Linked DNA regions of Homo sapiens: region 2 is linked to region 1. Evidence: read pairs that join two places in POLR2A ChIA-PET (ENCODE). Cell type or tissue: GM12878. All regions are shown on one strand. Links, peaks and the distances in the headings refer to the core of each region. The heading gives the core; the rest is flanking DNA. Region 1 holds the start of MIR4539 (microRNA 4539). Region 2 has its middle 16 kb from the start of LINC00226.

Region 1 (12,719 bases), core at 4,424-12,423:
AGATACCCATGACAGCTGGCTCAGAGCAAGTGCCAGGCTGCTCCTCAGAACCTGAAATGTCCTCCTTCTGGGCCCCCAGCTTATGAGCCCTCCCAAGACGCCATCCTGGATGCTTCCTCTAGGACACTTCTATGGCCTTGGGGTCTGCCCAGTCCTTCCAGCCTGGTCCTCTCCCCCCAGCCACCTGCCTCCACCCTGGTCTCACAGCCACTGCTGTCCTTGACTTTGCCATGGACTGTGGGTCACCCCTGGGTGACTGCACCATGGCCAAGTGAGCCTCCTGGCATGAGCCCCCAACTTTGGCTTGGCTGCCATCTCTGAAAAAATCCCCTGCTCTTTGATCCTGCTCCCACCTACCTGGGGAGTCATTTTTCGGCACTGCCCCAAGCCTGGCCACCACCTGCCCATCTTCAGGGTGATGGCAGAGACTTGTCCTCCCCACTATGCATTCCCTAACGGCTTCTAAGGACGACATGGTCACGCCCCCCATCCTCATCCACAAGGGGATGGCACTGGGAGCCCTAGCATCTGGGCAATGATGAGGACCTCGTGACGGGCTTAGTGCCTGTATGAGAGAGACCCTCGTGACGGGCTTAGTGCCTGTATGAGAGAGACCCTCGTGACGGGCTTAGTGCCTGTATGAGAGAGACCCTCGTGACGGGCTTAGTGCCTGTATGAGAGAGACCCTCGTGACGGGCTTAGTGCCTGTATGAGAGAGACCCTCGTGACGGGCTTAGTGCCTGTATGAGAGAGACCCTCGTGACGGGCTTAGTGCCTGTATGAGAGAGACCCTCGTGACGGGCTTAGTGCCTGTATGAGAGAGACCCTCGTGACGGGCTTAGTGCCTGTATGAGAGAGACCCTCGTGACGGGCTTAGTGCCTGTATGACAGAGACCCTGAGAGCTCCTTCACCATCTTCGGCTGCGCGAGGATGCAGTGAGGAGGCGCGTCTCTGAGCTGGGAATTGGCCCTCGCCAGACGTTGAAGTTGCCGGCGCCTTGATCTTAGACTTTCAGCCTCCAGCGCTGTGGGAGGCAAATGTCTGTTGCTCAAGCTTTGCAGCCGATAGTGTTTTGTGATAGCTGCCCAATTAGACTAAGACACTCGTTCACCTGAAACTTTTGCTCCAACTTCCACTCCCCTGCCACGGGCGCGACTGCTACCCCACCCCTGTGCTCCTGTGGAGTGCAAGGCCCCCACACTGTGCAGACAGGCCCACATGCTCTCGAGGGCTCAGCCTGCACCTCCTGGATCCCGGTGAGGCCCACATGCTCTCGAGGGCTCAGCCTGCACCTCCTGGATCCCGGTGGCGTGCACCACACATCATGAAGGTTTGGGGCAAGGCCAAGAACTGTCTGGGCTTGCTGGGAAGGGTGGCAAGGTGACCCGGGCAGTTGTAGGCATGTGGAGCACACACAGAGGCCCCCGAGGCCTGAGCCCCAGTCTCTCAATTCAGGCTGTGCTTGGAGGACCAGGCCTGGAACCCTCTCCTGCTCAGTCCCCTTCCTTCCATCAGGCTGGGCATGCCCCGAGTCTGAGTCTGGCCCACCTGCTTCTGCGGCCCCTTTCCTGGGCACGTGGCTTTCCTCGAAACCCCCTGCGCTGGCTGACCCAGCGCTCTTTTCCACAGCTCCCTTTGGAACTGGGGTCCCCCTTGAGATGCCCATGTAGCAGGAAAGTTTTGAAAAAGAAACAAAAACCCTCACCAGAAAGCAGTTTCATGGATAAAATGTGCATATTTATTTCAGGGCAACAAGCGTATACACAGCAAAGCAGTGTGGGGTAGAGCCCACCTCGTGGCCTGCAAGCCAGCCAGCCCCTGCCGGTCGAGAAGGAAGCCTGTGTGAGAGCACACAACTGGAGGCCGGGCGGGGAAGAGAAACACGTGCCAACAGGCCACGCAGGCCAGGACCCCAGACCCGGAGGCAGCGCCCCTTTGAGTTCCTCTCTCTGGTCTCCGATGTTCTTCTGTTGGGATCATTTCACCTACAGGCAACAGAGACAGTGTGAAATGCTTTCCCCGTGGTCGGGAAGGGAGCCGGGGCAGAGATGACCCAGTGGGGTGGTGTGGGGGCCTCCGGGCTAGACGTCCAGCCCAGGCTGCTCCCTGGGCCCCACACTCGCCCTGCACCCTCCTCCCTGTGCCACAGCCGTGCTACCTTGAACAAGGTGACGGTGGTACTGTAGAAGAGGCTCAGGAGGAAGAGGACGATGAAGGTGGAGGCGGTGGCCCACAGGTTCTCAAAGCCCTCCTCGTCGGCGCTCACCTCCCCCTCTGCAGGAGACACAGCACGGGGGAATAGGGTCAGGCTGGGGTGGCACCCAGCAAAGCCCCCCCGGGGCCCATCCTCTAGGCCCACCCTTGGCCCCTAGGCTGTGCTGCACCCAGGGGTGGGGAGAGCAAGTGCAGGGGGGCTCGGGCACTGCCCAGGGCATGGGCTGGGCCCCTGAAAGCCTGATGCAGCGGGGGCACAGGCCGAGACTGGGCAGGGCTGGGACTCTGAGGTCTTTTCCTCAGAGTCCTGGGGTGGCAGAGAGAGCGTGGGGGATGCAGCACACAGACCAAGGTGGGGGCTGGAGGGCGGGGCCCCAGCGGAGCAGCGGCCAGCATGTCCTGACTCTCCTGGAGGGGGAAGCAGGGGGTGTGGCCCTGCCCTGTGCTGTGGGGGCTGGCAGGTGGGAGGACTGAGCTGGGGGGAACCCGATCCTGACTCCCTCACCAAGGCCCTGACTCTCCAGCTCCCTCTTGGAGCAGAGTCTGCATGGGGACATCCTGGCGGACTTGTCCTACCCTGCCAGGACCCAGGGAGCAGACAGAGACCTGAGCTCCACAGTGGGATGAGGACATTCGGGGGGTTGCATCCCCTGCACAGATGGGCCCTTGGGAGACACCTGGAGCCCAGGACTCCAAAGGGCCAAGAGTGTGGCGGGGACTCGGAGGTGGCCCCAGTTAGAGACAGCACTGTGCGTTGGGTGTGGAGACCTCACTCGGGCCCTGCCTTCCCTGCTGGGGCTCGGTCCTTCCCGGGCTGCTGCTGTCTGACCTCGCCTGCTCCCTGCTGTGGGTTGGGGAGCAGGTGGTATTTGCAGGGGCAGACTTGCTCTAGCTCATCTCCTGAGGCCTCCTGCTAAGAGGAGCAGCTGCCCAGGGCAGCCACTCTGCCCTCTGGGCCCATATGCTTAGTCACTGCCTGCTCTCAGCACATGGCACAGGCTCTGGTTCTGCTCACCGGTGGGTGTGGGGGCTATCTGCTGCCTTCATCAGGAGCCTGGCCTCAGCAGGGGTCACATGCTATCCCTGGGGCCTCCGCTCCCCAGGCAGAGCACAAGCTGGGTGCCATGGCAGCACCTCCAAGCAGAGACAGAAGGACAAGCAGAGCCTGGGCCCAAAGCCCCGGTGCCAGCACAGCGCAGGGAGCAAACTGCTGCAGGGACAGAGTATCCGGCAGGGCCCTGGGAGAATGTTGGCGGGGGCCGGCCGGCATGCGCACGTGTTGTGCCTGTGGGTGTGTGCATGTCTGTGTACGCGTGTCCATCTGTTGTGTGCCTGTGGGTAGACGTGTGTGTCCACGTGTTAGTGTATCACATGCTCCTGTGTGTCTGTGTCAGTGTGTCTCTGGGTGTGCATGTGTCCATGTACTTGTGTCTGTACATGTGTGTGTGTTTGCATGCACATGTGTGTTTGTGAATGTGTGTGTCTGTGTGTGTATGCCTCTGTGCTAGTGTGTCTGTGTGTGTGCATGTCCTGCACATGTATGTGTCCATGTGTGCACATATCCATGTGTGTGCCCGTGTGTGTGTGTGCCTGTAGTCAGTGTTCTCTTTGTGTGCCTGTGCATGTTTGTACATGTGTGTCCACATATGTTTGTGTGTGGGTCCATGTCTGTGTATGTGTGTGCCCATGGGTTAGCACGTCTCTGTGTGTCCATGTGTTTGTGTGTGTCCGTGTCTGTCCATGTGTATCCACACATGCCTGTGTGCTGCCTGTATACGTGTGGCCTTGCTTTCAGCTTTCTTTCTGGAAGCAGTAGGAGGAATGGCAAGTCTGAGGTCAGCCTGCTGTGAGCAGCTGCAGGGAATTCAGGGGTTTCTAGAAGCCACTGAGGCACGCAGGTGGGTGAGGCAGGGGTGGGGGCTGTGGAGGAAGGTGTTCTGCAGGGGAGGCGCAGGGTGGGTGCAGCACAGCCGCCGCCCCAGTAGGCCAGAGCATCGTGCACTCAGGACCAGTATCTTTTGAATGGATCTTTTTATTTCTAATTTTATAAGATGCAACATCTCACCCCGTTGACACGGTTAGTTTGCATGCACACACAGAGCGGCCAGCCGCCCCGAGCCTGTGGGCAGGCCAGCAGGGTCAGTAGCAGGTGCCAGCTGTGTCGGACATGACCAGGGACACGTTGTACAGGGTGGGTTTACCGGTGGACTTGTCCACGGTCCTCTCGGTGACCCTGTTGGGCAGGGCCTCATGGGCCACCACGCAGGTGTAGGTCTCCCCCGTGTTCCATTCCTCTTCGGACACGGTCAGGATGCTGTGGGCGAAGTACCGGCCTGGGGCCTGGGGCTCAGGCATTGGGGCGCTGGTCACATACTTCTCCGGGGACAAGGGCTGCCCCCTCTGCATCCACTGCACGAAGACGTCCGCGGGAGAGAAGCCCGTCACCAGGCACGTGATGGTGGCCGACTCCCGCAGGTTCAGCTGCTCCCGGGCTGGTGGCAGCAAGTAGACATCGGGCCTGTGCAGGGCCACCCCTGTGAACAGAGATGGTGGTGAGGGCGGGGCAGTGGGGGGACCAGCCTGTGGGCTGGGGTTGAGTCCCCTTTTCCCCAGTTGCCCAGACAACGGGGGAGTGAGGGGTGCTTTCCACCATGCCCCAGAGGCCAAGGGAGGTCCCAGGGAGTGCAGGAAGAGGGGCAAGAGTGGGGCCTACCCTTGGGCCGGGAGATGGTCTGCTTCAGTGGCGAGGGCAGGTCTGTGTGGGTCACGGTGCACGTGAACCTCTCCCCGGAATTCCAGTCATCCTCGCAGATGCTGGCCTCACCCACGGCGCTGAAAGTGGCATTGGGGTGGCTCTCGGAGATGTTGGTGTGGGTTTTCACAGCTTCGCCATTCTGGCGGGTCCAGGAGATGGTCACGCTGTCATAGGTGGTCAGGTCTGTGACCAGGCAGGTCAACTTGGTGGACTTGGTGAGGAAGATGCTGGCAAAGGATGGGGGGATGGCGAAGACCCGGATGGCTGTGTCTTGATCTGGAGTCAAGAGAAGGGAGTCAGAGGTGGGGCAGGTGTGGATGTGGGCGGAGGCATGGTTCCCACCCAAAGAGTAGCAACTGCCTCTGCCGAGCCCAGGGGTCCTGCCGCCCGAGCCCCTGCCCTTGGCCGCTCTGGGAAGCCAAGGCTCAGGGAGTAGATGGCTGCATCCGGGGTGGCGAATGCCAGACCCGAGTGGACCCCTGTGTGTCGGTGGGTGCTGCCCCTGGGGACAGGTCACTCACCGGGGACACACATGGAGGACGCATTCTGCTGGAAGGTCAGGCCCCTGTGATCCACGCGGCAGGTGAACATGCTCTGGCCGAGCCAGTCGCTCTCTTTGATGGTCAGTGTGCTGGTCACCTTGTAGGTCGTGGGCCCAGACTCTTTGGCCTCAGCCTGCACCTGGTCCGTGGTGACGCCAGACCCCACCTGCTTCCCCTCGCGCAGCCAGGACACCTGAATCTGCCGGGGACTGAAACCCGTGGCCTGGCAGATGAGCTTGGACTTGCGGGGGTTGCCGAAGAAGCCGTCGCGGGGTGGGACGAAGACGCTCACTTTGGGAGGCAGCTCAGCAATCACTGCAGTGAGGGACACGTGTCAGCCCGGTGCCCGCCACTCCCGCCCCCTTCGGCTCCCTCTCTGTCCCGGTGGCTGGGCCCGGCCCTCACCTGGAAGAGGCACGTTCTTTTCTTTGTTGCCGTTGGGGTGCTGGACTTTGCACACCACGTGTTCGTCTGTGCCCTGCATGACGTCCTTGGAAGGCAGCAGCACCTGTGAGGTGGCTGCGTACTTGCCCCCTCTCAGGACTGATGGGAAGCCCCGGGTGCTGCTGATGTCAGAGTTGTTCTTGTATTTCCAGGAGAAAGTGATGGAGTCGGGAAGGAAGTCCTGTGCGAGGCAGCCAACGGCCACGCTGCTCGTATCCGACGGGGAATTCTCACAGGAGACGAGGGGGAAAAGGGTTGGGGCGGATGCACTCCCTGAGGACCCGCAGGACAAAAGAGAAAGGGAGGGTGAGGAGCTGCCTCCTCGTGCCCTGCCTGTCGGGGCTGAGTGGCGTTCTGAGTGCCCTCACTACTTGCGTCCCGCTGTGGCTGCCCCACCAAGGCCGAGCCCACCTGCAGGCCTCCAAAGCCCAGACTGTCATGGCTATCAGGGGTGGCGGGGCCGTGGTGAGGCCTCAGGTCTTTGTCCAAGGCTGCTGGGGCTGCAGGCCTCAGCCCATCCTGCTGCAGGGCCCAGCACTGAACACCTGGACAGACCTGGGGTCTCCTGGAGCAGGCTGAGCCATCCCTGCCACCATTCAGCTGGCTGCCCTGCTGCACTCTGAGGCCTGACTGCCCCTGGCTCCCTGCTCAGAATGGCTGAGGGCTCAGGTTTGGGTGGACCAGGCCTGCTTTCCCCCGAGGCATCAGCACGTAGGTGCTGCACACACTCAGCTCCCAGCACATGCAGCTGGAGGGCCCAGGTTGCATACCTGAATGTGAAGCCTGGAGCCACACACCCCGCAGGCAGCCAATAGAGTCCCTCCAGCCCAGCTTCTGCTGCCCCCAGCTCAGTCACACTCCAGCTACCCTGAAGTCTCCCCAGGCAGACAACCCAGGCCTGGGAGTGAGTATAGGGAGGGTGAGTGTGATGGGGAACGCAGTGTAGACTCAGCTGAGGCTATCCATCTATGTCCAACAAGATCATGAAGATTGGCCCAGTGCCATGTCCTCCAGTTCATCCCAGCCCAGGCCAGCTCAATCCAGTTCATCCCAGCCCAGGCCAGCTCAATCCAGCCCAGCCCACCCCACCCCAGCTCAGCAAAGCCAAGCTCAGCTCAGCCCAACTCAGATGAGCTCAGACCAGCTCAGCCCAGCCTAGCTGAGCTCAGACCACCTAAGACCATCTCAGCTCAGCCCAGCCCAGCTAAGCCCAGTATAGCCCAGCCCAGCTAAGCCCAGTATAGCCCAGCCCAGCTAAGCCCAGTATAGCCCAGCCCAGCTAAGCCCAGTTTAGCCCAGCCCAGCTAAGCCCAGTATAGCCCAGCCCAGCTAAGCATAGTTCAGCACAGCCCAGCTCAGCTCAGCACAGTTCAACCCAGCTCAGCCCAGCTCAGTGCAGCACAGCCCAGCTTAGCCCAGCCCAGCCCAGCTCAATCCAGCCTGGCTCAGCCCAGCCCAGCCCAGTTTGGCTCAACCCAGCTTGGCTCAGCCCAGGTCAGCCTGGCTCAACTCAGCCCAGCCCAGCCCAGCTCTGCTCAACCCAGCTCTGCTCAACTCAGCCCGGCTCAGCCCAGCTCAGCCCAGTTCAGCTCAGCCCTGCTCAGCACAGCACAGCAGAGCTCAGCTCAGCCCAGCTCAGCTCAGTTCAGCTCAGCCCTGTTCAGCACAGCACAGCAGAGCCCAGCCCAGCCCAGCCCAGCTCATCCCAGCTCAGCCCAGCCCAGCCTAGCTTAGCTCAACCCAGCTCAGCACAGTTCAGCTCAGCCCTGCTCAGCACAGCACAGCAGAGCCCAGCTCAGCCCAGCTCAGCTCAGTTCAGCTCAGCCCTGTTCAGCACAGCACAGCAGAGCCCAGCCCAGCCCAGCTCAACCTAGCCTGGCTCAGCCCAGCCCAGCCCAGCCCGGATCGGCTCAACCCAGCTTAGCTCAGCCCAGGTCAGCCCAGCTTAACTCAGCCCAGGTCAGCCCAGCTTAACTCAGCCCAGCCCAGCCCAGCTCAGCCCCCAGCTCTGCTCAACCCAGCCCAGCTCAGCTCAGCTCCGCTCAGCCCAGTTCAGCCCAGCTCAGCCCAGCCCAGCCTAGCTTGGCTCAACACAGCTCAGCTCAGCCAGCCCAGACCAGCTCAGCTCAGCCCAGTCCAGCTCAGCTCAGCCCAACCCAGTCCGGCTCAGCCCAGCCCAACCCAGCCCAGCCCAACCCAGCTCGGCTTAACCCAGCTCGGCTCAGCCCAGATCAGTCTGGCTCAACTCAGCCCAGCCCAGCTCAACCCAGCCCAGTTCAGCCCAGCTCATCCAAGCTCAGCTCAGCCCAGCCCAGTTCAGCCCAGCCCAGTTCAGCTCAGCTCAGCCCAGCCCAGTTCAGCCCAGCCCAGTTCAGCTCAGCTCAGCTGAGCCCAGCCCAGCCCAGTCCGGCTCAGCTCAGCCCCGCCCCACTCAGCCCAGCTCAGCTCAGCCCAGCTCAGCCCAGCTCAGCTTAGCCCAGCTCAGTTCAGCCAGGCACAATCTGGCTCAGCCCAGCCCAGCCCAGCTCAGCCCAGCCCAGCCTAGCTCAGCACAGCCCAGTTCAGCTCAGCTCAGCTTAACTCAGCTCAGCTCAGCTCAGCCCAGCCCAGCCCAGGTCAGCTCAGCCCAGCCCAGCCCAGCCCAGATCATCCCAGCTCAGCTCAGCTCAGCTCGGCTTAGCCCAGCTCAACCTGGCCCAGCCTGGTCCAGGTCAGCCCAGCCTGGACCACCCAGCCCAGCTCAGCTCAGCCCAGCTCATCCTGGTTCAGCTCAGCTCAACCCGGCTCAGCCCAGGTCTGCTCAACCCAGCCCAAATCAGCTCAGCCCAGCCCAGGTCATCCCAGCTCAGCCCAGCACAGCCTACTTCAGCTCAGCTCAGCTCAGCCTAGGTCAGCTCAGTTGAGGTCAGCTCAACTCAGCCCAATCCAGCCTGGCTCAGCCCAGCTCACCCTAGCTCAGCTTAGCTCAGCCCAACTCAACCCAGCCCAGCCTTGCCCAACCCAGCTCAGCTCAGCCCAGCCCAGGTTAGCCCAGCCCAGCCTCGGCTTAGCTCTGCTCAGCTCGGCCCTGCTCGCCTCAGCCCGTTCAGCCCAGTTCAGCTCAGCTCAGCTCAGCCCAGCTCAGCCCAGCCCTGGTTAGCTCAGCCCAGCTAAGCTCAGCTCGGCTCGGCTCTGCTGAGCTTGGCCCAGCTTGGCTTAGCCTGATACAACCTGCTCAGCCCAGTTCAGCTCGGCTCAGCCCAGCCCAGCCCAGCGTAGCTCAGCTCAGCTGAGCCCAGCCCAGGTTAGCTCAGCCCCAGTCCAGGTCAGCTCAACTCAGCCCAAACCAGCCTGGCTCGGCCCAGCTCACCCTAGTTCAGCTTAGCTCAGCCCAGCCCAGCCCTGCCCAACCCAGCTCAGCTCAGCCCAGCCCAGGTTAGCCCAGCCCAGCCTCGGCTTAGCTCTGCTCAGCTCGGCCCAGCCCAGGTTAGCCCAGCCCAGCCTCGGCTTAGCTCTGCTCAGCTCGGCCCTGCTCGCCTCAGCCCGTTCAGCCCAGTTCAGCTCAGCTCAGCTCAGCCCAGCTCAGCCCAGCCCTGGTTAGCTCAGCCCAGCTAAGCTCAGCTCGGCTCAGCTCTGCTGAGCTCGGCCCAGCTTGGCTCAGCCCGACACAGCCTGCTCAGCCCAGTTCAGCTCGGCTCAGCCCAGCCCAGCCCAGCGTAGCTCAGCTCAGCTGAGCCCAGCCCAGGTTAGCTCAGCCCCAGCCCAGGTTAGCTCAGCCCAGCTCAGCTCTGCCCAGGTTAGCTCAGCCCCAGTCCAGGTTAGCTCAGCCCAGCTCAGCCCTGCCCAGGTTAGCTCAGCCCAGCTAAGCTCAACTTGGCTCAGCTCAGCCTAGCTTGGCTCAGCCCAGCACAGCACGCTCAACCCGGTTCAGCTTGGCTCAGCCCAGCCCAGCCCAGCCTAGCTCAGCTCAGCCCCGCTCAGCCCAGCCTAGCTCAGCTCAGCCCCGCTCAGCCCCGCTCAGCCCAGCCCAGCCCAGCCTAGCTCAGCCCAGCTCAGCCCAGCCTAGCCCAGCTCAGCCCAGCCCAGCTCAGCGCAGCCCAGCCCAGCTCAGCGCAGCCCAGCTCAGCTCAGCTCAGCCTAGCCTTGCTCAGCCCAGCTCAGCTCAGCCCAGCTCAGCCTAGCCTTGCTCAGCCCAGCTCAGCCCAGCTCAGCCCAGCTCAGCCCAGCCCAGCCTAGCTCAGCTCAGCCCCGCTCAGACCCGCTCAGCCCAGCCCAGCCCAGCCCAGCTCAGCCCAGCCCAGCTCAGCTCAGCCCAGCCCTGCCCAGCTCAGCCCAGCTCAGCCCAGCTTAGTGCAGCCAAGCCCAGCTCAGCTCAGCTCACCTGGTGCAACTTAGCCCAGCTCAGCTCAGCTCAGCTCAACCCAGTTCAACTCAGCCCAGTTCAGCTCAGCTCAGCCCAGTTCAGCCTTGTTTAGTCTAGGTCAGCTTAGGTCAGTTTTGCCCATCTGAGTCCATTTCTGAAAGCTGGATGGAGTTGTCATGGCCAGAAATGGTCAGCCCACCAGACCTGCTTGTCTCAGCTAAAGCCATCTCATTGCCGGGTTCCTGCACAGCCAGGCTGGCTTCCATCTTTTGTCTCCCTCTACTTGATACCCCAGTTCCCTGCAGTCCTGCCCCAGCGCCACCTGGGTTTTGGTTCCAAAGCATTACCAATCATTACCACCCTCCACTACCTGGGTGGAATATTTCTTTGCTGCTTTAAAGTCATTAAAACATCTTGAGAATGAGACCAAGAATTTAGGAGCCTGTGCTGTGATAAAAATGAGCAGGTCCCCTTGCTCTAGAAGTGGCAGCATATCTTCTGCACCAAGAGGAGGGTATTGAGATGCTCAGAGCCTCCACCTTCCCGGAGCATCCCCTCCCTTCTGAGTCTGCAGTAAACCCCTGCCTTTAAATTCCCTCTAGATAACAGTCATCATTGGAAACAACCAAGAAATGCATTTTATCTGAATTTGCCACTTAAAATTCTGCCATTTACCATAAATCGCTTTGGAAGGCATGGGCTACTTTCAAGGGTGCGATGATGACCTACAGTCAATGACTTAGACAAGGGCGATGCCAGTGGGGCTTGGTATGTTCTCAAGCATCATTACCCATGCCATCCCCATTCAGAGGTTGTGGAGCAGCTCGTGCGACCTCTCCTTCAAATGGGCTTTAGGGAAAGTTAAATGGGAGTGACCCAGACAATGGTCACTCAAAAGACTCACATAAATGAGTCTCCTGCTCTTCATCAAGCAATTAAGACCAGTTCCCCTTCTAGTGGAAATAAGACGTCAAATACAAAGTTTTAAGAGAAGCAAATGCAGCAGCGGCGGCTGCCTGTCTCTTACCATGTCGGGCGCCTGGTCACTGCGAGCCTTGCAAAGCTTTGGCATGGAATCATTCCTCCAAGTCCATTAACAAGGGCTGGGGCCTGAGCAGCCAGTCGGCCCGGCAGCAGAAGCCACGCATCCCAGCTCTGGGTAGTCCGGGGAGACCCAAAGCCCAGGCCGGGCCTGGCAGCCACCCTCCCAGAGCCTCCGCTAGGCCAGTCCTGCTGACGCCGCATCGGTGATTCGGAACAGAATCTGTCCTTCTAAGGTGTCTCCACAGTCCTGTCTTCAGCACTATCTGATTGAGTTTTCTCTTATGCCACCAACTAACATGCTTAACTGAAATAATTCAGGATAATGATGCACATTTTACCTAAAACTTATCCTAAAGTGAGTAGTTGAAAAGTGGTCTTGAAAAATACTAAAATGAAGGCCACTCTATCAGAATATCAAAGTGTTTCTCCTTAATCACAAAGAGAAAACGAGTTAACCTAAAAAGATTGTGAACACAGTCATTATGAAAATAATGCTCTGAGGTATCGAAAAAGTATTTGAGATTAATTATCACATGAAGGGATAACAAGCTAATTTAAAAAACTTTTTGAATACAGTCATAAACTCTCCCTAAGACTGTTTAATTTCTTAAACATCTTACTTTAAAAATGAATGCAGTTTAGAAGTTGATATGCTGTTTGCACAAACTAGCAGTTGATAAGCTAAGATTGGAAATGAAATTCAGATAGTTAAAAAAAGCCTTTTCAGTTTCGGTCAGCCTCGCCTTATTTTAGAAACGCAAATTGTCCAGGTGTTGTTTTGCTCAGTAGAGCACTTTCAGATCTGGGCCTGGGCAAAACCACCTCTTCACAACCAGAAGTGATAAATTTACCAATTGTGTTTTTTTGCTTCCTAAAATAGACTCTCGCGGTGACCTGCTTCCTGCCACCTGCTGTGGGTGCCGGAGACCCCCATGCAGCCATCTTGACTCTAATTCATCATCTGCTTCCAGCTTCGCTCAATTAATTAAAAAAATAAACTTGATTTATGATGGTCAAAACGCAGTCCCGCATCGGGGCCGACAGCACTGTGCTAGTATTTCTTAGCTGAGCTTGCTTTGGCCTCAATTCCAGACACATATCACTCATGGGTGTTAATCAAATGATAAGAATTTCAAATACTTGGACAGTTAAAAAAATTAATATACTTGAAAATCTCTCACATTTTTAAGTCATAATTTTCTTAACCATTTTTCTCAGAAGCCACTTCAAACATATCCTGTCTTTTAACAGTAAGCATGCCTCCTAAGATAAACAATCCTTTTCTCATGGAAACCAGCTTCAAGGCACTGAGGTCCTGGAGCCTCCCTAAGCCCCTGTCAGGACGGCAGCCACCGTTTCTGGGCTACCCCTGCCCCC
Region 2 (16,936 bases), core at 5,138-13,137, 410 kb after region 1:
TTCCAGCACTTTGGGAGGCTGAGGCGGTTGGATCACCTGAGGTCAGGAGTTTGAGACCAGCCAGGCCAACATGGTGAAACCCCGTCTCTATTAAAAATACAGAAATTAGCCGGGCATCGTGGCAGGCGCCTGTAATCTCAACTACTTGGGGGGTTGAGGCAGGAGAATTGCTGCAACCTGGGATGCAGAGGTTGCAGTGAGCCGAGATTGCACCATTGAACTCCAGCCCAGGCAACAACAGTGAGACTCAGTATCAAAAAAAAAAAAAAAAAAAAGGAAAAAAAAGAGACAATTATCATTCTAACTTCTAACTTAGAATTCTTAGCATAATAACGTAGGTTGTAAATATTTCAGTATCTGAAATATATACCAGTTTTGGTAAAACACTAGGGAGGAAAATTTGTAGAGTGTTCTGAGCGCACAATGGCTTCCCCTCGCTGTGTCTTTTGTATAAAAATCATGGTTGTGTACTCCTTGTTAAGGTAGCTCAGCTGTAGGAGAAACTGTTTTTTGGATGTGGATCTGGAGATGGTGACTGGACTCTTGAGGAGTGGGTTGGATTGTGCACTCCCTCATGACCTGTGCACCTGATTCGCTCCAGTCCCTTCCCCGGGGGGTGACGGATCCAGCTCCAGCAGGAAGCACTGGTTGTAATGGAGAAGCAGAGATGCCACAGGCCAGGGGGAGGATCTGTGAGGGCTTCACCAGGCCAGGAGTGCACCGAGAATCACAGTTGTCGGCATGCACAGGTTCTGAACAACATGTTGAAATTCACAAATTTGCACATTTTGATGAAAATGAAGAACTCACTGTTTTGCAATTTGTAGGTCCCCGAGAGCAAATAGCAGATTCAGAGGTTAGAATTAGATGAATATATGGTCACATTTTTTCTTCAAACTTTCAACCAAATAAGAAAGACAAACTGCGGACAGAAGAATGGGTACTGGATTATTACCTCTGTCTATAATTACGGTGATTTTCAGAATAAGATTGACCTGTGATAGCCCAAAGGGTGTCATAATCCCGAATCCACAATTAGACCTGAGCAGCAATCACGGGCAGTGGAGGTCGCCTCACATGAGGAAAGATCTGACTCTGCAAAGCTGCACACGGGGGTCTCTGCAGTCCCTGAGTTGTACAGGAACAGCTCCTCCCTCAGACTCAGAGTGAGGACAATGTGCTCTATCTGGGGGAGGTGAGGGTTAGTGTGTGGAAAGAACCAAACTCACTCTAATCAGTATCTCTGTACTTGGACAGAAATCAAAGTTTACAAGAAATCATGAACTTGGGGTAAAGCAGGAAATTACAATTGTTTGCAGGGTGCATGCTTGCTTCTCCATGTCGTCTAAGAGAACCAAGGAAAATCGTGATTTATTATGTACATTTCCATAAAAGGTGTTTCCACCCTGAGAACGCACCTCCTATACCTCCAATGTCAGGGAGCACGTGGACCAGGCACCCGGCACAGCTCTCTGACACCATCACCCAGTTTTTGACAAAGAGACACATCCTGGAGCTCCTCCCAAACAATGACTGTGCACAGTGAAGTTGCTAACGCGTGGCTGCTGCTGGGCACATGGGAGATTCCCGATGGACAGCTATGCTCTGGGAAGAACCAATGGCCTTGATGGAATTAGCTTGGACCACAGGGTTGTTAGTAAGCTTCATCAGACTCCCACCTTCTCCAGCACTCGTGGTGGGATTGGCATAGTGGGCTGACAGTGTCTACAGCCTCACCCGGCCTCCTGCACACTTTTCTGCCTCTTGTCTCTCCCCTACACTCCACCACCTGCACCTCACACTAGACACCTACAAACATAGGGACATTTTGGTCCGAACCTGCCACACATAATCACTGTATTTTCACTCACATCCACTCATGCTTAATATCTCTAGTTCTCCATTATTTGCCTTTTAAAATAGCAACAAGAAAACCCAGCTCAGCCCTAACTCTATGGTGAGCCATGTGTGTTCAGAGCTGATTGTCAAATCAAAACTCCTGGTAATGCTGGACTGGGGCTCTTCTCCCAGAGCTGTAGGCTCAGGGCTGCGATGGTTTCCATCAGGAAAGGGAGGGCCCTATTTTCACGTCCCCTCCTCTGCAGCAAATGCTGAGGTGGGATGCCTGAGGAGAGAGCAGAGCCCAGGGCAGATGTGAGACTCCTGGAGGAGTTTAGTGTTGATGGCAGCATTTGGAAAATATAATTTCTTGTTATGTGATTTTCTCATTAAAATTACTAAGCAAATATTTTTATTTCTCTTTTACATATTTGAAAAACTAGAAATATAACTACATTTATGAAACTTTAAGATGTATAAAAGGAGAAATAGAAAACTATAAAAAAATTAGGAGACTTCAAAACCTCGCCTTCAATAATGTACAGAGCATCCACAGAAAAATTCTTAGGAAGCCCGTGGACTTAAGCACTCTCGAACAAACTGCCCTAACAGACATCTACGGAACATTCCAACCAACAGCAGCGTAATATGCATGCTTCCCAAGCACACTAGAGATATTCCTCATGATGGGTTATATATTAGATAACAAATGACTCTCAGCGTTTAAAAAAGTGATGACAACCGTTCTCTAACTTTTTAAAAAATCCGTGAGGTCCCCACCTTCTAATCTCTTTCTAAGAGGCTCCAATCACTGTATTACCAGTAATAGACAAGGCAAAAGAAGAAAACCAAACTTCTGACAAATGTTCTTAGTATATGTAAACAAGCTACTCCCAATTCATAGTCAACTAAGTTCTATAAGACTTTAAAAGGATTGTACACCATGACAAGCTCCAAATTATTTTTGAGATGCGCTGATGAATCAATATCTTCAAATCAATAAATCTGATGTGGTAAATTAAGAGAATAAAGGAAAAGCATCAGTTAACTTCTCACCAGACATAGAAAATAACATTTAAAAAATTCAAGATCTCATAATAAAACCTCTAAAAGTTAGGAATACAAGAATATAACCTGTATATAATAAAAGTCATTATTTAAAGCCATACTTTTATATGGAAGAGTGAAAGGTTAAAATATTTTGCTATAGCATCTGTAAAAAGGCAAAAATAAACTTACATCTTACTTCCAGATTTCAAAAGTAATAACAAAAGTAGAATAATAAAAACAGGATGGAGTTGGCATAAATATGTAGAAAGAGCTCAGAAATAAACTGATGTATCAATGGCAAACTGATTTTCAGCATAAGAACCCACAATATAAAACAGATAAACCAAGTCTCTCCCTATGAATGTGTTAGAAAAACTGGATGTACACATGCAAAGAGTTAAGAATTTTGGGTTAGAATAAACACAAAAATCACTCTGAATGGGCCAGATATTTAAACATATGGCCTGCAATTGTAAAATTTCCCCGACCCAGAAAATAATATATTAACAATGATTTCCTATATTTCACATTAAAGGCACAGACAACAAAAGCAGAATTAAACAGGTGGAACTACATCACAACAAAAAGATTCTACAAAGTGTGGAAATAATTCCAACCTACAGAATGGGAAAATATAATTGCAAGCCATGCATCTGAAAAAGGGATGACATCCAAAAATACATGCAACATCTACCACTCATTAGCAAAATCATATTTGCCTGATTGGATAGTGATCACTTTTTCACCTTAAAAAATTATGAACATAGATCTCATGTTAAAGATTCTTCCCTCTGGGTAATGGTAAATTTGATGGTACACTTGGTTAGGATAGACTTTGTAGTTATTCACTGCAACACTAATATATGTGGTGCTGTGAATTTACTTAAGACAAGCAAAACAGGTGGGCCTGATTCCATCAGAGCAGAACTGGAGAAAATGAAATTCCATGGTGTTTCAGCAGCTTTGCCTCTCTCTGGGACCTCCAGCCTGCACTTATTGATGGATGATCTTCTGGACACTGGGTATTCCCAGACATCTCCAAAAACTGTCATCCTCCACATCTCACAGAAAAGTGGCATGTCTTTTGTCCTTGCGATAGTTTGCTGAGAATGATAGAAGGATGGTTTCCAGTTTCTTCCGTGTCCCTACAAAGGACATGAACTCATCATTTTTTTCCTCACTCATAGGTGGGAATTGAACAATGAGAACACATGGACACAGGAAGAGGAACATCACACTCCAGGGACTGTTGTGGGGTGGGGGTAGTGGGGAGGGAGAGCATTAGGAGGTATACCTAATGCTAAATGACGAGTTAATGGGTGGAGCACAACAACATGGCACATGTATACATATGTAACAAACCTGCATTGTTCACAGGTACCCTAAAACTTAAAGTACAAGAATAATAAAATTTTTAAAAAAAGTCATAAAAAAAGAAAGTGGCATGTCCATCTGTAGCTTGTCAACCCTGAATAACAGAGAGAGAGAGACTCTAAAATATAATAATATGTATTCTAGGAAGTGTATTGCAATTGAAATGTATGGGTGCATTCAGGTTGGTATAGGAAGATAAAGAATAAAGGAAAAATGAGGAGGGTCACATCAGCTGTTTAAGACAATTGTCCTGGGCTAGAAGGATCAATAACAGGGGCACATCGGTGTAAAGTTGAACAGGGAGTTGCTGGGCAGATACACTGGGAGAAGTAATTCTTTTAATGTTGTGGTGGCTTCTGTGCAAGGTTATGGTTGTGCAGAGTCTATTTATGGTAGTTCTTATTATCAGGAATATGTGTGTTAGAACCCTCCTTCATGGCCTTCCCCAGCTTCATTCATTAGGGCTTTAACACAAGTGGCTCCATCTTGATTCTGATAAATTTCACCAGCTCTTTCTAACACTACTTCTGAAGCAGACGACTCTGACACTGTGCACGGAACAGGGTTAACTCCACATCCACATCCCATTTTGATCAAATGAGTTTGTCCCCTTCAGTATTAATGGTCAACTGCATTCCCAGATGAGCCTACACACAACACAGTGGAGGGTCCTGAGAAAATGGGGAGAGAAGGAAGTCCCATCAGCCTCTCCCACGTGGCTGCAGGAGCCACAGCCTGAGCCCCACCTGAGCTCCAAGAAAATGCCTTGAGCCCTGGAATGTGGACCAAGGGGACCATCTGTTTCTTTTTCAGGAAACAGGAAAAGCAAATAAAAAAGGGAGAAGAAACTCTCCAAAGAAAGAACATGGATTGGGAGCAAAAGGAGCACCAGGTCAGTGCTGATGCTGATTGGCTTTAGTGTCAGGAGAAGGGTCAGACGTGGAACCTGTGAGGTTCTACATGACTCTGGCCCTGGCCCATCCTCTCTGTTAGATGTGATCAAAACTCATAAAGGCTGTCCCTGAGGTTTCTGTCCCAGGACTGATTGCGGAAGAGTCACCAGGCACCCCTGAGTTTCCTCAGGACTCTCATCCTGGTGACCATGGTTGAGAACTTTTCATCTCTGTAAGCGTCAATCTGCATTTGGTGCGTGTGAGAATAGGTGCTCATATTAAAATGATCTTTTAAAAAATACGTAGAGATGACATTAGTAAGCACAGAATTCTGAGGTTAGAGAGGTTCACTAGAGAAACTGTCAGAAGAAGATGAAGTCCCACACCCTGACAGGAAACAGCCTCCATCTGCACCTGCCTCTGGGGATGACTCTGATCAGCGGGTCCTGAGCGCCCCCTGCCGCTGATTTCCCCCCCATCGTTCCTGCAGGGAGGTTTGTGTCTGGGCTCACAATGACTTCCCCTCACTGTGTCTTTCGCACAGTAATATACGGCCGTGTCCTCGGCTCTCAGGCTGTTCATTTGCAGATACAGCGTGTTCTTGGAATTGTCTCTGGAGATGGTGAACCGGCCCTTCACGGAGTCTGCGTAGTATGTGCTACCACCACTACCACTAATAGCTGAGACCCACTCCAGCCCCTTCCCTGGAGCCTGGCGGACCCAGCTCATGGCATAGCTGCTAAAGGTGAATCCAGAGGCTGCACAGGAGAGTCTCAGGGACCCCCCAGGCTGTACCAAGCCTCCCCCAGACTCCACCAGCTGCACCTCACACTGGACACCTGCAAACAAAAAGAAACCCTGGTCAGAAACTGCCACACGTATCCACTGTTTCTCTCACTCTTATCCATTCACACTCAATTTTTCTATTTCTCCATGAATTACCTTTTAAAATAGCCACAAGAAAAAGCCAGCTCAGCCCAAACTCCATGGTGAGTTCTCTCTGTTCAGTCCTGATCACCAAATGAAAACACCTGAAAATCCCAGGGCTGGGCTCCTCTCTCAGAGCTGCAGGGTCAGGGCTGGGCTGGTTTTCATCAGCAGACGGAGGGCTCTATTTGCATATCTCCTACTATATAGTAAGCTCTGGGGTGAGAGGCCTTTGGAGATAGTGGGGCTCAGAGCATGTCAGAATGTCCTCGGGGAGATCTGTGATATTGAAAGCATTGGGAAATTGTGCTTTCCTATTGTCAGTTTGTTTTGTGATAAACTTAAACCTTAAAACCTAAAAATCTTATAATTTTGTAATTTTTATTTTAAAACAGTTTTATTGAGGTACCATAGATCTACATAAACTGCATATTTTTAAAGTTAGCACCAATCATCTTTTATTTTTACATACGCAGAGAAACCATGGTATATAGTATCAATATTATTTCCATGTTAAAGATGAAAAATTATCAGCAAAAGCACAGGTGGGTTTTACAATGTCCCCAGTGCTCACATTTGGTCAGAGTGAGCCTGGGCATCTGGGCCTGTGCTTCTCACCACTGGACCTGACTTCTCCCTGAACCAAGCCCAGCACACAGGGGTCACAGCTCGTGAGGTTCGCAGAACCTTTTCTCTGTAATGGGAACATGGTGTGATGTGTACACACTGTGGTGATTACCTAACAAATATAAAGAAAAGCAAGTTTCCTACAGTTTTATTTTCTTGAGTGTCATACATTTCTCATGTTGGTATCTATCTTTCCATCAATCTTTAACAAATTATCCACTTATTTGTAATACCCTTATTGAGGCATTATTGCTATATAATAAATACTGCATAATTGAAGTGTGCGGTTTAATACGCACTGAAGCCGAGCATGGTGGTGCACCCCTGTAGTCCCAGCTACATAGGGCAGAGGGAGGAGGATTGCTGGAGACCCAGGGTCTGAGGCTGCAGAGAGCTATGATCTCACCACGGAGCTCCAGCCTGGACGACAAAGCAAAACCATGTCTCCGAAGGAAAAAAAACATAATTTCACGTGTGCTCACCTGTGTATCCAAAATAACAATCGAGATAACGATGATTACAGTTAAAAGCCTCCCTGTGTTCCTCTCATTCCTGCCTCCCCATTATTTCCCTCTCACCATACTGAGTCAACCTCTCATCTTTGTTAATTCAGATCTATTTTTCAAGATTTTGTTAAAGTGAAATCTTATATTTTCAATTTCATTTGTGTGGCTTCTTGCTCAGTATAATTACTTGGGAGTCAGTAATTTGGTTGTGTATAAAGAATGTGTTGATTCTAATGAGGAACAGTATTCCAGTTAAAGAATTCACCCATAGTATTTATTTAGAAAGCTCCTTAATATGTGTGTTATTTGCAGTTTCTGAGTATTACAAATAAAGCTTCTACTCAGCCTGGAGATGTAGGCATGCTATAACAAATATATTATTTTTACTAAAACAACTAATTTTAGTAAGCTGCAAATTAGCACATTTTCTTTAGTACACCAGATTATTGATGTTATAGTATAATCAAGAGACCTTACATCTTGTGAAATTCAGTGACTTGCAGGAACAAACAGGAAGAGAATATGACCTTATCTGGGGGAGAGGCCAGCAAATGTCACATAAGCTAATACAAAATTAAATTAGATATATTCATTGGATTGTTTAAAATTTAGTATTATAAAGAAGTTATTGTTTAAATTCTCAGCGGACATACAACTGAGAGATTCCTATTGCTATTGAAAACTTTTCTCCCAGGATTGAGGACACATCAGAAAAATCTCCAACCTCTTCCTCCCGAGACGGTTCTGTGTGGGGAAGTGGAACAGCAGCTGTGGCTGAAATGCATCCAGACCCAGCTCCCTCACCACCACTACATGACCAAAGAATTAACATGCAGGGGCAAAGCCACTGACAGCTCTGTGTTACAGGCACTGGAGGAACTCGTAGAAACTGGGGTAGAAGAAAGAAAAGCTCCAAAGCTCTGTCCATTCTTTCAGGAATAACAGCCTCATCTCCCACCTCCTCTCTCTTCCCTCAGGAATAACAGACTCATCTGCTGGGAAGGGCAGAAAAGAGGAAGCTGAAGACATCAGTGGGAAGACATAGTGGCTGCTGGGAGAAGATTGGGGAAAGAACAAGGAGACCCTCTACCCAGGAATGGGAGGAAGATGCATGGATCAGCATCACACCTGCAGGAAGGGCAGGGATACTTGGAAGGACACACCCTGAGCCAGGACTGCCATGTCTGCCTGCAGTATGGCTCCCTCAGAAGGACAGAGAGTGCCCGTTCAGTGCGACCCTTCCCACCATATTGACAATCATCAGGTCCATGTGGCTCTGGCCTGACCTAGGGGAGATGAAAGACAGAGTCTGTCTGGAGAGCACAAGACTAAGGCCCAAAGCCAAGCAGGAAACAAAATTAAGGTGTCATTGGAGTAATCTGAGTGACTGGTGGCTGCAGAGGAAACCCACTGCAATTCAGGCAGCCACTGCGACAATTACTTGCAAATGTAGCCCTGACTAGTTTCACACAATTTTCTACGATAAAGGCCAAGAAAATATAGGGTGTGATCATCTACAATAAAATGCAAAAATCATAAAGCAAGTAATTAGCTGATATAATGAATCTGATAGAAGTATCTGCAGAAGATAAATTTTGAAATAACTTGCTTAAATACTTTGAAACATTTACACTTGATCCCATTGTTAGTCTATGCATAACTTCATAAGAATTTTCCAACATGTGTTATAACTAATACTAATATTACTAATACTATATTAATATAATGCTTTTAACAAAAACCACAGAGTAGGTTCTGTTAGAACTACTGATGAAAAAGCAACCTTGCAAAATATTTAGAGAGATTTATTCTGAGGCGAATGTGAGGACCATGAACTGTGAACAGCCCCAGAAGATCTTGAGAACATGTGCCCAAAGTGGCTTGATGGTAGCTTAAATTTAGTGTACTAGAGAGACAGTCACCAAACAATACATGTGAGATATATGTTGATTTGGTCCATAAAGACAAAACAGCTAGAAGTGAGGCAGTGTGGGGCGGGGATTACAACTTACAGTGAGTTCGAATATTTTCTGATTGACAATTGATTGAAAGATTTAAGCTTTTTTCTAAAGACCTGAAACCGGTAGAAAAATGTTTCTAGGTTAAGATAACAGGTTTTGGAGAACAAGATTCTTACTATGTAGATGAAGTCTCTTATGTGACCACCTTTAGAGGCAATAGCTGGGAAATGTTTTCTCCTAAGACCTTTAAAAGAAGCTAGACCCTCAGCTAATCTCCTCGGTATAAGAAAAAGACCTGGAAAGGGAAGGAGATTCTCTACAGAATGTAAATCTCTCTCACAAAAGATAACTGTGCCTGGCTATTTTAAAATATGTCAAAGGAATATATTTTAGGGTAAAAGCCTTTGATTCCTTTCAATGCCTGCTCTCTGTCCTGTGATGATATTCTCGAGTAAGGTTAGAATTTGGTATCTTACTGCTACAAATAATCTGTTTTCTGAGCCTTAAGCTCTGTTTTCATAAAAATGCTGGTTAGTTGTGCTTGAATTCCAAAGGGAGGAGGGTATAATGAGGCATTTCTGATCCTCTATTTCTAACACGGCCGGAGCTAGGTTTAAAAGTGTCTCTGGAACTCCTTGGTCAAGAGGAAGGGTCCATCTGGTCAGGTAGATGCTTAGAATTCTACTTTTAGTTTCTAGGACAGATACGAGACTTATCTTAGTCAGGGGTATCAGAAAATACTTACTGAGGTAATCACAGTGAAGTTGAGACTTGAAAGATGGTCCCAGATTCCTCCCTGCAAACCTTTTCTCGTGACATGAGAAGAAGAAAACTTACAAGACACAAATATTACTATTTCTTCTATGTTCAAAATCGTCACCCATTAAGAAAATATTTAAACTAGGGAGACTTATCTTTAGAAACAAGCAGCCTAGTTGATTTCTAAAGTCCTTTACAAACCCACAGATTCTGATTAGTTTACAGATCATGCAGCACATCCCATCTAATGGGAATCTGCAATTAGCTGGATTCCACTGCATTGGTGTTTTTTAATGTTTGATTTATATAGATACACAATATTTCAAAATATTTAGGTGGTACAACTGATATTTTGATAAAAGCATTTTATGTGCAGTGATCAAATCTGGATAACTAGGATATCCTTCATCTCTATCACTGATTATTTCTTAGTGTTATGAACATTCCAAATCTTATCTTGTAGCTATTCTGAAATATACAATAAATTATTAACTGTAGTTTTCTATGTGCCATTTCGGCATTCCCACCAGCAAGGGGTGAAAGTTCCTGTTTTTCAACTTCCTCATCACCATCTGATATTGTCTACCTTGTAATTTTTACCCATTCTCATAGTTTAGTAGAACTTTTTAAATATTAAACATAAGTACACCTAATGAAAATCAAGTTGATCACTTTTTATGTTTGTTTTTTGGATATGGTTTCTATTCGGGTCTCTGCCCATTTTAAAATTAAATTCTGTGGTTTTGTTGTTCAATTGTAAGTTAATTTGTATATTTGTGATAAAAAACCTTTTCCAAATATTGGATTTGCAAGGAAATCCTCCAAATCTATAGCTTTTCACTCTCATGTAAGGGCTTATTTTCAAAGGCATAGGTTAGTTTATCCGTATACGAAAAGATGATAATTGTAATTCTAAATTCTAAGAATTATTAGAATAATAATGTTGGTTAAATTAATCCCAGTATCTGGTGCTTCACAACTTTTGGTATAACGCCAGTGAGAAAAATTTGTAGAGTATTCTGTGAAGACCAGAAATCAGAAGGTGATAAAGGGACAATTATATTTGAATAATCTGGAGATAGGAAGTGTATTTGGTATTCTTCTCCTTCTATTTCTCTATGAAGATGAAATGGAAAAATGACGTCTCCATGTGAAATGGGACACAAAGTTTTTAAGATGATTCTGAAGGAAAGTTGCTAACACAATCTCTCAGGTGATGTTCCAACACAGGCTGTGGAGGGGATGGTGGCCGCCAGTGGTTGCTGTCAGCCACAGGGTTGGTTGGTGTGGCCATTATTTTGTCCATGAGAGACAGTAGGCTATAATTTACTACATGCAGGTGCATTTCTTAATCTCAGATAAGGGGAGAACATGAGAACACAGAAGACGGGAAATTTGAAGATCTCACTACATCAACCACATTCCACTCAGGAGAACTTCTCACTGAGAGACCGGGGGATACGCAGGGAGTGGAGAGGAGTTTGGGGGATACTATCCATGAAAGAACCAATCCAAGCTCGTCGACCTCCCCATGGAAGGAGAGGTTAAATGTTTGTTCACAGAGAATGGTGGCTTATGTCAGGGTTCCCACAGGATCCAGAAATAGTTTCTAATAACAAACATCATACTATATTTAGAATTGATTTATTTTTTATAATTTATTTTGCCCCTCTAGTCAGCGCCACAGAAGAATGTTCTCAGAATCCTTCCTGATCCTCTGTGAGTTCCTGGTGCAGCTCCTGGAGGAAAAGGCTGTGTGGGAGGGAGCCCTCCTCATGTGAAGCCCTGAGGCAGTCCTGTCACCTCACCCACCACTGCCCTTCAGTCACTTCCTGAACACTTATGAGTTAACCTTCCTGAAACGTGGCATTTGGCAGTGCTTTCCCAGGTAATAAAATACTTCCGTTCTGTTTATCCTTGCAGGCCCCTGTCCGTTTCTGGAGCACGGGTTGCAGCTGAGTGTGTGGTAGTGGATAATCAGTGGGAGGAGGTTTGTGTGCATCTTGTCATCTTCCAGAGTGCACCCCTCATGGGGTTGACACTGACAAGCACGCAGATGGGCTTGCTCAGCTGGAAGATGACAGGCATTTTTGTAACCTTTGACCCCAGGAAGGCTCTCCCACTGCAAGACCAATCAGGCTTAAGCCTCTGGCTAAAGTGCAGCCAGCAAAGGGTACAGTGCCCAACCCTGAGAGCTCCTTCCAGGTGCCAAACCACTTTGTAAAGGAAGCTTTTTTCCTGCATGGATCCCATGGATGTGTCTGCATTTTCTGCACAAAGGGCTTTATCCAGAAACACCCCCCAAGAGCTTACAATGTTTTGAATCCAACTGTAGGGCATTATTCACGAAGGCCCTCATGACCAAAGTCTCCACTTCTCATTAAAGGACATTAATTATGGGATTCACCAGAAGCTGCTGGCTTTCCAAGGTACAGACCTGCCTCTACACCAGTGTCCCCAACCATTTTGGCACCAGGGAACAGTTTGGTAGAAGAGAATTTTTCCATGGATGATGGCGGCGGGTGGTTTTGGGATGAACTTGTTCCCCCTGCAATCGTCAGGCATTAGATTCTCATAGGGAGCGCTCAGTCTAGGCCCCTTGTATGTGCAGGTCACAATAGAATTCGATGAATGCAGCAAACCAACATAGCACATGTATACCTATGTAACAAACCTGTACGTTATGCACATGTACCCTAGAATTAAAGTATATATATAAAAAAAGTGAATTCGGCTTGTAGGAGAATCTAATGCACAGCTGATCCGACAGGAGACAGAGCTCAGGCAGCGATGCTGGCTCGCCCCCACTCATCTCCAGCTGTGTGGCCCGGTTCCTAACGCACTGCACACCTTAACGGATCCACAGCACGGGGACTGGGGACCCCCGCTGTAAACACTGGGAAACCTTACCATTGGGGAAGAGGCATATAAAACCAGGAGAAAGAGGAGCTCCATGTAAATGTACATTTTATGGATCCTTGAGGAAAGAGTGCAAAGAGGAATGGTCCCACCCACTTTCCTTCTACCTGGCATCATTCCCAGTAACCCACTTGAAGAATCCACTTGAACCTGGGGTGCTTCAAGATAGTTGAGGCTTGTTATACCAGGGACCACCAGAAAAGGAAACAACCAATGTGTCTGTGGAGATTCATCCTCTGTAACCGATTTATGACACTGGTGCAGGGTGTTGATAGCAGAGAAGGCTGAGCGTCGGGGGGCAGGAGTGCATGGGAACTCTGTTTCTTCTACTCAAACTTGTTGTGATCCTAAAACTCCTTTAAAATAAATTCAGTGTAAAAGGAAGGGCAAAGACATTTTGGAAGAAATTTCGGCCACTTCTTGGAAATTATATTTAGTCTTACCATGAGATCAAGCAATCCTGTTTCTAATGATTTATAGATCCAATTATAAAATGTATGTCCCCACAAAGCCCCCATGGGAATGTTTGCATCAGCTTGATTGATGGCTGCCTTTCCCACTCTGTGAGTGTTACTTATAGGGTGACAGTTGAAAATACTATTTCCTACATAATGACAGTGTACACATCTTTCCATTGCTGTTTTACTCAATTACTCAACCCATTTTCTAAACAGATTTAAACTTCATAAATCCTGTCATCTCCTCAGCCTCAGCACAGCTGCCTCATTCCTCAGGGTTTCTGACGCTCTCAGGATGTGGGTTTTCACACTGTGTCTGTTGCACAGTAATACACGGCCGTGTCCTCAGATCTCAGGCTGCTCAGCTCCATGTAGGCTGTGTCTGTAGATGTGTCCTCGGTCATGGTGACTCTGCCCTGGAACTTCTGTGCGTAGATTGTTTCACCATCTTCAGGATCAAAACCTCCCATCCACTCAAGCCCTTTTCCAGGAGCCTGTCGCACCCAGTGCATGGATAATTCAGTGAGGGTGTATCCGGAAACCTTGCAGGAGACCTTCACTGAGGCCCCAGGCTTCTTCACCTCAGCCCCAGACTGTACCAGCTGGACCTGGGCGTGGGTGCCTGTGGAGAGGACAGAGGAGTGGATGAGACACCACTTAACTGGACCCAGTCCCCTCATCAGCCCTGGAACTAAGGATTCTCTTGCCTGTAGCTGCTGCCACCAAGAAGAGGATCCTCCAGGTGCAGTCCATGGTGAGGTGCTGCGCTCTGGGGGCTTCTGTAGGGGAGGGATGTGGCTGTTGTGTGATGGTCTCTGGGCAAGGAAAGATCTGTATTTACCTCGGTAGACAGCAGTGCATTTGCATATTCATGAGGCAGGTTTTTCATAGCTCAGGCCACGCCACCCTGAGGAAGAAGATAGGTGACATGTGGACCACGCCACAGTGGGATGCTGAGCTCCCTGCCCTGAACTTTGTTTAATATTTGTCCTCTGACATGCCCAGAAGTCCATGAAGACAGAACTCCTCTCACAGAAACCCAGAATCTCACAGGACATGGTCCTCAATGTGATTCCCTGTTCATATGGCTCACTGTCTACCTGAACTTTTCCTGAGCCTTGCCCTCTGCACATCTAACTTCTGGGATGAGTGTGTCTCCGGACAGTAACACCCATTGAATTAATAAAACCACCCCTCAATTCCTAACTAGAAATACATTTGAAAGACCTAGACATTTCTCCTTTTAAATCCGGTTTGCATTAAATTATTGGGTTAGGTATAGGCTGCGTATACAATAAAATACTTACAGGCACATCAGTACTTGCTAAATTCTTATTTAAATGTTAGGTCATTATTGCTTTGAAATAAGGAACATTCAATTCCTGAGAGAAAACCCTGCCCCAGCCTCCTGTGCACCTGCCCCAGGGCTGGGTCCTGTGCTGGGTGCTCCCTGAGCGCCCCCTGCCGCTCAGCTCCTGCCCTGCAGGGAAGTTCCTGTCTGGGAACTTTTTCCTCCTGTCAGAGAACTTTTTCCTCCCAGAATCTCAAGCTCAGTAGGAAGGGGCTGTGCCCTGGCTCAGAATGCTCTTTCAGTGACAGAAATTGTTTCCCCCACCACCTCTTACAATAGAAAATAGGCCTTAGAAAACCCAACATAATCTACAGGGAGACCTCAGCACGGCAAGCAAGGAATCATAAAAGCCATCAGGGAGCCCCTTCCCTGGAGCTCCGGATCCACTGATACGGTCCAGACACATGGCGAGTCCAGGAACTGATGGGACTTTGGGGAAGGCTCTTTTTTTTAGGATTCTGTGGTTGAAGATTTTATCGATTATAACTTTACCCACAGACCCTATGTCTCAAAGCTCACCACCACACACACTCACAGTGGCATATTTGCATAGTAACTGGCCTCGAATTTGCCCTCCTTCTTAGTGTCTTGCCAGTGAAAAGTGCTTCCAACACTGATCCTAGTCCTGGTTATGTTTGTTGTGGTTTTGCTTTTTCCAAACAGCTAAAGCGAGCTAGGTACTAATGGAGATTTGGAAAGTGCCTTCATGTTCTCTTTGCCAGTTCTCACCTGCGCACCCTGCAGATGCCCCATGAGAGGTAAATCTAATTTCAGTGAGGGAGAGGATGTGACCTTGTTCCTGAAGCTGTTGGTCTAAGAGGTTTTAAGTCACTTTACTGTCCTTGACTTTTTCTCTCCCACTGCCTTTGGTTTCCCTAAATTCTAGTCCTTAGATGGAGTCTGTGCCTTTCCACACTTTTCTCTTTAATCCAGATTAATCATATTGGTGGTGAGGTGATGTGGTGGGTAGGGGAGCAGTATATGTTCTGGAAATTGAATTCCAATGATTTCTTGCTATTCTTTCTCTAGGCTGTACCATTTACAAGGAGTATTCAGTGGTACAGCTGATTTTCCTCCGTCCTCCACTCCCCCTCCTGGCTGCAGCATCCACAGATTATTTTCTTGAATCTGACCCCAGATGTTTTATTAATTATACTCCTTTTCATGACTCAGGAAGGCTAAGATGAAGCTGTCTGGGATGGAAAAGAATCCCTTCCCCTCACAGAATAAAGATCTTGAAAAGTATTTTTTCCCTATAGGGTCTGTCTGGAGGAAGTTCTGGGCATACTTATCAGAGTATAGTTCTCCTGATGACAGAGCCATGAGGGAATCTGTTTGGATTCTCATCTTGAGAACCCAGAAGTTTCTGGAGGGAAATTCCATCAGAGTGGGGTGTGCAGCCCCCAGGACTTCTTACCCTACCCTATCCACACTTGTCTTCCAGGCATTTATGGAATTGCCATATAACTCTTCCCAACAGCTTGTGCTTTCAACGGAAGAATCACCCAGTTTATAAATTTAGAAAGGAGACTTTATTTCTCAGAAAGGGTTGAAGCTGCAGGACGGCCATCTTAACAGGCTGGGAAGGAAAGCCTCCCACAGAGACTGTGAGCAGGCACTTTAAGAGAGGGAAAGATGAGAAACAAATTTGTGCAAATGGATTGGCCGAGTGTACACACTCAGCAGGCTATAGAAGGAGCTATGGATATTCACATGGCGTGGAGGCTCTCATGTCTAATAAGCAAACACACATGATACATGCATTTCAGCTTTGCTTTGGGGTGAGGACTTAAGAACTAAATGAATTACAGCTGGGTCCTGCATATCAAAAGGGCTTTGTGCAGGGGCAGAAAGACACACAGTGCACAGCCTCTGGAAATTGGCCAGGACAAGTCCATGGTCAGTGGTCTCTTCACAGGAGAAAGTTACTGAAATCAGTCTCTTGGCCAATCAAAGCTCTCTTTATGGCTGTGGATCATTCTTGCCAACATTTCTTATCTTTTGTCTTGCTGATAATAGCCATTTTAAGTGGTGTGAGGTGATATGTCATTGTGCTTTTGATTCGAATTCCTCTGACAATTAGTCATCTTGAGGACATTTTTATGCTCTGTTTTTCATGCATGTGTCTTCTGAAAAAAATCTATTCAGGTTTTTGCTCTTTTTATGAGGTCATTTGATATTTGCTATTGAGTTGTATGGATTATTTATACATTTTGATAGAACTTCTTGTCAGATATATAATTGCATGTAGTTTTTTGCTGGGCTTGCTTTT

What was found. Peaks named below come from ENCODE experiments on the same cell type or tissue, not always from the same donor. Only the 100,000 strongest peaks of a DNase experiment are listed, where the experiment ranks them.
Region 2: POLR2A ChIA-PET joins it to region 1 with 10 read pairs; 2 of 35 experiments call an interaction of 5 or more read pairs at or near these places.

What each region holds. Positions count from the first base shown.
Region 1 is chr14:105,849,989-105,862,707 of GRCh38, forward strand. It overlaps MIR4539 (microRNA 4539), which reads right to left and starts at 7,584; the gene lies at 7,525-7,584. MIR4507 (microRNA 4507) reads right to left here and starts at 8,187; the gene lies at 8,136-8,187. It overlaps MIR4538 (microRNA 4538), which reads right to left and starts at 8,254; the gene lies at 8,177-8,254. It overlaps MIR4537 (microRNA 4537), which reads right to left and starts at 9,565; the gene lies at 9,496-9,565. It also overlaps IGH and IGHM. RefSeq lists an enhancer at 11,801-12,382. In GM12878, for the core only: a CTCF peak has its summit at 10,567; a DNase peak (open chromatin) is centred at 12,173; H3K4me3 peaks cover 6,229 bases; H3K27ac peaks cover 5,712 bases.
Region 2 is chr14:106,262,918-106,279,853 of GRCh38, forward strand. It overlaps IGH, the pseudogene IGHVII-22-1, the pseudogene IGHVIII-22-2, IGHV3-23 and IGHV1-24. Among named protein-coding and RNA genes, the nearest start is that of LINC00226, 16 kb to the right of the region's middle. In GM12878, for the core only: a CTCF peak has its summit at 5,616 (motif pointing left); a DNase peak (open chromatin) is centred at 6,304; H3K4me3 peaks cover 151 bases; H3K27ac peaks cover 257 bases; H3K27me3 peaks cover 170 bases.